Linked DNA regions of Mus musculus: region 2 is linked to region 1. The links are chromatin contacts, found by Hi-C or POLR2A ChIA-PET in ENCODE. All regions are on one chromosome and are shown on one strand. The core of a region is the stretch at or near the end of the contact, and the rest is flanking DNA. Distances in the headings are between cores, read along the strand shown. Region 1 holds the start of Eml4 (echinoderm microtubule associated protein like 4). Region 2 overlaps Eml4 (echinoderm microtubule associated protein like 4).

Region 1 (3,549 bases), core at 815-3,314:
CTCTAGCAATTATATATAATGTATAGCATATATGTAATATATACATATATGTAATATATACATATATAATATACACGCATATATACATATAATATATACACATATGTAATATATACATATACACACATATATACATATATGTAATATATACGTATGTATACCTATATGTGATATATACATATATAATATATACATATATATACTATATATATGGCTTTACTATAAGTAGGAAATCAAGTTCTACTTCAATTATTGAAAACTTAAAAATTGGTTCACCATGCTAGAAGAAAACCTGACTTACTATTCTCTTCTTTTAGTTAAACATTTTTTAAAAAGCCAATGTCAGGTTTTCATTTGTTGTGCTTGTGCATGCGTGTGCCAGAGGTCAGCCTCAGGTACAGTTCCTCATGAGCTGTTTATGAGATAGGACCTCTCTGTGGAGGCTGGCTGGCCAGGATGCCCTGGCGTTCAGTTTGTCTCTGCCTTCCCAGATCTGGGATTGTAAGTGTACATCAGTACACTTTCCCTGCTTCTGTGGGAAGCACATTACTGACTGTCATCTCTCAGCCTTGCTGTGTCCTGTTTACAACACTGACCTCCTAGGTTTGCTGTGATGTTTCCTTAAGTTTTTAAGTTAGATTTTGTTTGTTGGCTGTTTCCAGAGCTGGGGATCAAACCCAGTGCCTCCTATTTACTAAGCACAATTGGTCACCGAGGTACACTCCCAGGCCCTTAGGAAAGAAGTTTAAAAAGGCATCAAAGGGGAGAGGTATCCTTCAAGGATGTTTAACAATCCTTTCAACCATTTAATTCTGTCAATTCTTTTCATGGCAGTTGTTGTTCCCCATTTCTTCTCTCCTTACTTCAATTTGTTCCTTGTAACCTACAACTCTATTAACAGACATTCTTATTTTTTTCCTAACCCAGCTACTTTAAAAGGTATATCTAATTTAGTCTCTGAGACACCTTACAGTTTTTTGTTACTCTAATCTGCACATCGACCTAGAAGGGACCTAAACTATTCAAATGTCTTTGTAAGGAAAGAGGATAAAATCAGAGGGTTGAGAGCTGGAGAGATATAGCTCAGCGGTTAAGAGCCCTGACTGCTCTTCCAGAGGTCCTGAGTTCAATTCCCCGCAACCACATGGTGACTCACAACCATCTGTAACCGGGTGACAGTGTACCCATATAAATTTAAAAAAAATCTTTAAAAAATAAAATAATAATAATAAAAGATTAGAGGGTTGAAGAAGATGGGATGAGTTTTGGTTGTGCTTGTGCATGCGTGTGCCAGAGGTCAGCCTCAGGTACAGTCTAGCACTTGAATTTGCAAATAAATTAAAGCAAGGCCTAAATTTAGTTAGGTGACTTCATAGATTTGAGCCTAGAACTAAGGTTTATTTAAAAACTAATAGTCTGTGCTATAGTTTCCTGATAGGCTATCCGGTGGCTTTGTGCCCTGATGGGAAGAACAAAAGGAGAGTAAGCCAAGCCAGTCTTTTACGTGCACTTTCCTCATAAGACTTGGGTAAGACGAACTCTTTTCATCCAGCATTAACATTGTTTGCTTGTGCTCTGTCCTAGAACCTGCGGTTGTGGCAGACATGGCCTCAGGCTGGTCAAAAAGTCTTGTCTCTACCTAGAATTCTCACTGACTAGAGGAGAGGGGAACCCCAAGAAGGGGAATCTTTCCTCTCACTCGTTAGCCTCCTCGTTACCTCCCTTCAAAAGAACTCTAGAACTGTGCTCCGCGGGCTTCCCAGAGGGAAAGAATCCCACAGTGCAGGTCAGCTTTCTAGCAGCAGGACACCCACGAGCCCCGTCCACTCAGACCCAGTTTCGGGCTGGAGAATCCTGGTGGCGAAACCGGGCCAGGAACACAAGAGCAGCCAATAGCCTCCTAACTCTCAAGAGTTCTCTGCGGCTGCGGAGGCAGGGCAGAGAGGGAGGGGCGTGTCGCGGGAAGCCCCGCCCCGTTCCGTCACGTGGGGCGGGATCGGAAGCGTGACGGCGTGCGCGGGGGCGGAGCCGTGGCTGCGCGCGGGCGCGGGGGCGGGGCGCGGCGCGGCGCGGCGCGGCGCTCACGGCTGCGGCTTAGGAGAGAGAGAGAGAGAGGGAGAGAGGCCGGGCAGGCGGCGGGCGGCGCGGCTCTCAACCTGATTGACCGACTGACCCTCGGGGCTGACGGGCTGACCGGCGGACGGCGGCGGCGGGAGTCGGAAGCCGCGCCGGGCGACGCTGAGAACCGGCGGGTCAGGTCCCGCGGCCGCCGCACGGTCGGGGCGCTGAATGAAGCGCCCGCCCCGCTGAGCCCCGAGCCCGGCGCGGTCCCCGCAAGATGGACGGTTTCGCCGGCAGCCTCGGTGAGTCCGGCCGCGGGCTCGCGCCCCTCGTACGTAACCCGGGACCCCGGCTTCCTGCGCGCGCGCGCGCCGCGGGCCCTGCTCCCCGGGCTGCCCCTGCGGGTGGCCGCCGCTCCCGGCACATGGTCCCCGCGAGGCTGCAGCCCCGCCGCCGCCTCCGGGACGGGCGGCCCCTCCCCCCATGCAGCCCTCGCCTCCAGACCCTCCCTTCTTCCCAGAGCCCCCTTCAGTGCGGGGGCCCTCCTTCCCCTCAACGACCCTCCAGCCGCTGCTACGTCCCTCCCGGTACACTTAGCACCTTCTTCTGACCCCCCCACCCCGTTAAAGTCAGGGCACCCCTTCATCAAATACAGACTCTCCCTCAGAGTACATCTCTCCACTTAAACGGAATGATAGGCAAGATTGGGGCAGCCTTTCCGGAGGGAGTAGGAATCCCCAGTCCCACTTCTGGATTGGAGTCACCCCTTTCAGTCTTTATATTTGAAGATTTATTAAGTAGCCCTCAGTAACTGACAGCTTCCCTCCACTTCCCTGAACGTTTTGCAGTGGTGGAGAGCATTATCATCTACTCAATACAGGGAAGGAAGAGGCGCATCTGTGTTGGGGGACCCTCTTTAAGAGTGAAAGCAGAAGTATGCTCTCCATGCGTGCTGGAGAGAAGTAATCCTGCCCAATGAACCCATAAGAGGGGGCCTCAATCGGAAAAGAAAGGATTCTCCATTTTTGGAATATGCTGTCTTTGTGGAATGGAGAGAAAGGGATAGGGTATCCTGTTGGCTGAAGTGTTTTCTCAGTGTTCCATTTAACCAGAGTACAGGTGCTAAATGTTGTGACTGACTTGAGGAACAGAACTCCAGGGTAACCAGTACCTGTGTCTGGAATGGCTATTCTTTGAGGCCACTGGAATCCAGTTACTGTAGAGATTTCAGTGTTACGGTGAGAGAAACGATTCTGTTTTTGCTGATACTGCGGTTATGTGATACCAGCGACTGGGTTTGATTTGTATATTTGACTAGTTTATGTGGTAGTAGCGTGTATAGTCGGATGCTTTTCTTTTTCCATTTCGTGATAATAAATCTCTAGTTAGTTAATGTTCACTGATCAGCAAACCATCTGGCACTAAGCCATATTTTAATCTGCCCACACAAGATTGGGATTAGATGGATTTTTTTTTTAAAGTAAAGTT
Region 2 (3,650 bases), core at 748-3,247, 47 kb after region 1:
CGTCTTACCTCCCCTCTCTTCCTCCCTTTCCTCTGTTCCTTCTCTTCCTCTTCTCCTGTTCTCTTGCCACTGTTTCCAGCTCTCCCTCCTTTCTCCTGGGTTTCCTTCCCTCATTCCTTTCCCCTCTTCCTTCACTGCCCACTTCTCCTTTTCTTTTGATCCACAATCAGTCTAATTAGTGCTATGCCATACTCTGCCACTAGACCAGCCCTTTTCTTTGGCATCTTGAACAACTTTTAGATACAGTATTCATATACTTGAAAGAGTTTGTATAGGTCTTTCAGGAGGGATGTCCAACAAAGTAGATAGTAGATAGTTCTCAAACATAGTAACTAAGAGTAGGAGCCTAGCTTTCTGGCCCAAACTCAGATTTATTTGAGAAGAAAGAATTACCAATCTAATATAATCTATAAGTAAATTATTAGTACTCTTATCTTATCAAATTGATGTGGAGAAAAAGGTTGGTTGTGTCATACTGCAGAAGAGAAAGAAGTGGTTTTGCTAATCCTAGATAGAAAGCACTTCTTAACTTCAAGAGGCTGTCATCATGCAGTTTAAAGAACTATAGAACCAGCTGAAATTGGGAGGTTAAAGTTAACATACAACTGCTTCTGGCTCCCTGGGAATCATTATTAAGAATCTGAAGGCTTCCTAATTTGTGATGACTCAGACGCACTCCGCAGCTCACTTAAGTCTCATTAGTCTCTCCATTGCTTACCTATTGATGATCTGTACCAGTTGTTAATCAGAACAGTTGCTTTCTGAATTCTTATTGTAGAATACTCTTTTAAAGGCTCCCACTTTCCCACAAGGTTATTGGAAATAAATGTAGGTGGTTTTCCACATTCCACTTCTATCAGCTTACAGATTCATTGATCCTGTGTAGTCTCCTCTCCTTCACAGCTCTGCATGTTCCGTTTGGGTTACGGTTCATTTATTAACTATTTTTTTGTGTGTGAATGTGTTTATAGCAGTCATATTACTTGTGTTTATTTTGGGTTGGTATAGGTTTTTTGTAAATACAAAGTTTTAAAGTAACAAATTGAAGAAAATCCTCTGCCACCTTCAATACTTTTTTGTGAATCTGTTGTTTAGTTGACTTCAGAAGTGCTCACACAAAAAATACATTGTAACTCTTTCTCCCTTCCTCACTTCTTCCCCTCACCACCACTCCCCCCCCCCCTTCAGAGGTGCCTCTGTAATAACAGCCTCTCACATGAAAAAAAAACCATTATATTCATTGTCACCTGGCTTTACATGGTGTGAGACAGACTGAAATATCTCTGACTTTACGTTACTTGTCAGCATCAATGGTTTAAAATGAGTGTATACAAGCAGTCGTGAATTGTTTTATCTTATAGATTAATTGATACTACTATAGCTTGTAACATTTTAAAATAATTTTGAAAATGACTTAATTATGTTTATTAGTGAAATGGTTATATCATATATAGTCTAAATATTTAGGTTTTAAAATTAATGAAAAGTGATTATTCTTTATGCTCCAAGTGGGTTTCATTTTAAACAAAAGCAAAAGGAAGAAGGAAGTGTGACCTGCCACTGCACGCACAGTGTTTATTTTTATTTCCTACCCAAAAAAATGATCACTTTTGTACTTCTGAAGTGGTATTTATAGAAATGGTACTGTGTTGCAGTTTCAGAAGAAGGAGAACTTGGGTTTGGATTTGAAGCTGTGGATGAGGAGCAGCTGAAGCACCCAAGCCTCCAACCAGCCTCAAGCCAGCGCATGGCTGTGGCAATCACGTCTGTTAGCTGTCTCTGTGGCCTGAGGCAGTTCTGTTTCCTGTTTGCTTGCTCTCCTTCAGCTTCTTTGTGTCACTTTATCAATGAGCAGAAAACTTTTAGCTCAGAGAGCAAAGGGACAGGAGAGGGACTGTCTTAAGCATGTTTTACTTGTGTCAGCCTAGATGGGCTTTGTGATAGGCCATCTGGATGGAGAGGATTTCCTCAGAATGTCAAGTATGTCGTGAGATTTTGAGCTGGGGTTTTCTTGCAGTGTCCGGAAAGGCAGCAGGAAACAGGCAGAAATGCTAAGAGCGGAAGACAGCTTGCCAGTGGCTTCAGTGTGTGATTCCTGTATGTAGAAGAGTCCTGTCTGTCACACTTGACTTGCTTGAACAAAAGAGGCTGGAGGTGGGGACTAATCAAGATCCTGTTCTTCCCTGCACTCTTAAGTGTGCCCGAAAAGAATGGCATAAGTGTTGGCCTAAGTGCTCTGAGTACTTAAAACTGCTCACTTTATAACAAGTGTGTGCTACACGGTTTTCTTCTCCTAAGAAGCATACTCTTCTTAGATATTAATTAGATATTAATCCTTTCTCAAGAATAATATATTACATAAGTTAGTTATGTAATGTACTATTATCCTTGAGAAAAGAATAGAAAGCACTAGCTTTTCGTGGACAGCAATTTAAAATAGTGCCTCCTAAAAAATCAGATTGTATATTTCATCCTCAGTCAGGTCCAACCAAAGCCCTCATGGAAACAGAATTATCTGCACATATTTTAAATTTTGTATTGGATTAATGATAGAATAGTTACTATTTTTTTGAAACTAGGTACCATCCTTGGATTACAGTAGTAAAATGACCTTTTTTCATGTTTTTTTTTTAATTAAGATATTTATTTGTTTTATGTATGTATGCTCTATCTGCAATTATACCTATGTGCCAGAAGACGGGGCATCAGATCCCATTGTAATTGGTTGCAAGCCACCGCATGATTGCTGGGAATTGAACTCGGGGACCTCTGGAAGAGCAACCAATGCTCCTAACTGCTGAGTCATCTCTCCATCCCCCTTTTTCATTTTCTTAAACACAATTTTTTGTGTTATATGCTAGATGACTTTTAGTGACAATAGCTTACAAGGGAAAAGCAGTCTTTTTTAAAGTAGATAAGTGTGTCTCAGTGTTCTGTTGCTGTGAACCATGGCCAAAACAACTCTTCTGAAAGAAAGCTTGGAATGAGGGGCTTCCGTACTGTCTCAGAGGTTTAGTCAATTATGCTCATGGTGGGGAGTGTGATAGCATGCAGGCAGGTGCTGGAAAAGAAGCTGAGAGCACCTGGTCCTCCAGCAAGGCCACACCTCCTAAGTAGTGTCACCCCATGGTAACTAAGTATTCAAATATATGAGCCTGTGGGGACCATCCTTATTTAAACCACCCAAAGTATTATTTCACTTTCAAAATCAGAAAGGAGTCTTGCTTTTGTTATCATTGTATTGTTAAACAGAGGTAATGAATATTACTGATTACTACAAATTTAAAATACCTGAGTTTTAAAATATTATTTAGTTAAAAACTCTTCTTCTAGAAGATTTTTACTTCGGAAATAAGATATTCAGATTAGTAAGAAACATTAAACCCTGCCCGAGTGTGTCTATATGTGCATTTGTGTTTCCAGCATAGACCTTTTCCTTTGGTTTGTTGTTTTGTTTTTAAATTTGTTTATTTTATGTGTATGAGTACACTGTGGCTGTCTTAAGACACACCTGAAGATCTTATTACAGATGAGCCACCATGAGGTTTCTGGGAATTGAACTCAGGACCTCTGGAAGAGCAACCAGTGCTGTATGTGTGTGTGTGTGTGTGTGGTGTGTGTGTGTGTGTGTGTGTGTGTGTGTGTGTGTG

The links. Hi-C counts contacts between places; a loop is a spot of excess contacts on that map. ChIA-PET counts read pairs that join two places held with the same protein, here RNA polymerase II (POLR2A).
Region 2: a map of heart shows a loop between it and region 1 (2.3-fold over the local background). The contact joins the enhancer-like site here to the promoter of Eml4 in region 1. A Hi-C loop is called at or near these places in 4 of 37 maps with a recorded cell type or tissue (heart and v-Abl transformed pro-B cells). POLR2A ChIA-PET finds 5 or more read pairs at or near these places in 1 of 5 experiments (Patski).

Annotation. Positions count from the first base shown.
Region 1 is chr17:83,348,877-83,352,425 of GRCm38, forward strand. Eml4 (echinoderm microtubule associated protein like 4) reads left to right here and starts at 2,065. Exons shown (of 23, transcript NM_001379374.1): 1 at 2,065-2,363. The coding sequence starts at 2,339.
Region 2 is chr17:83,395,859-83,399,508 of GRCm38, forward strand. All of the region lies in intron 1 of Eml4 (echinoderm microtubule associated protein like 4), which reads left to right. Among named protein-coding and RNA genes, the nearest start is that of Eml4, 47 kb to the left of the region's middle. Within about 2 kb of position 1,998, at least 1 of the 3 ENCODE cell types and tissues checked has a DNase peak (open chromatin) inside an H3K27ac peak, as active enhancers do; it is heart, where a contact is called at or near this core.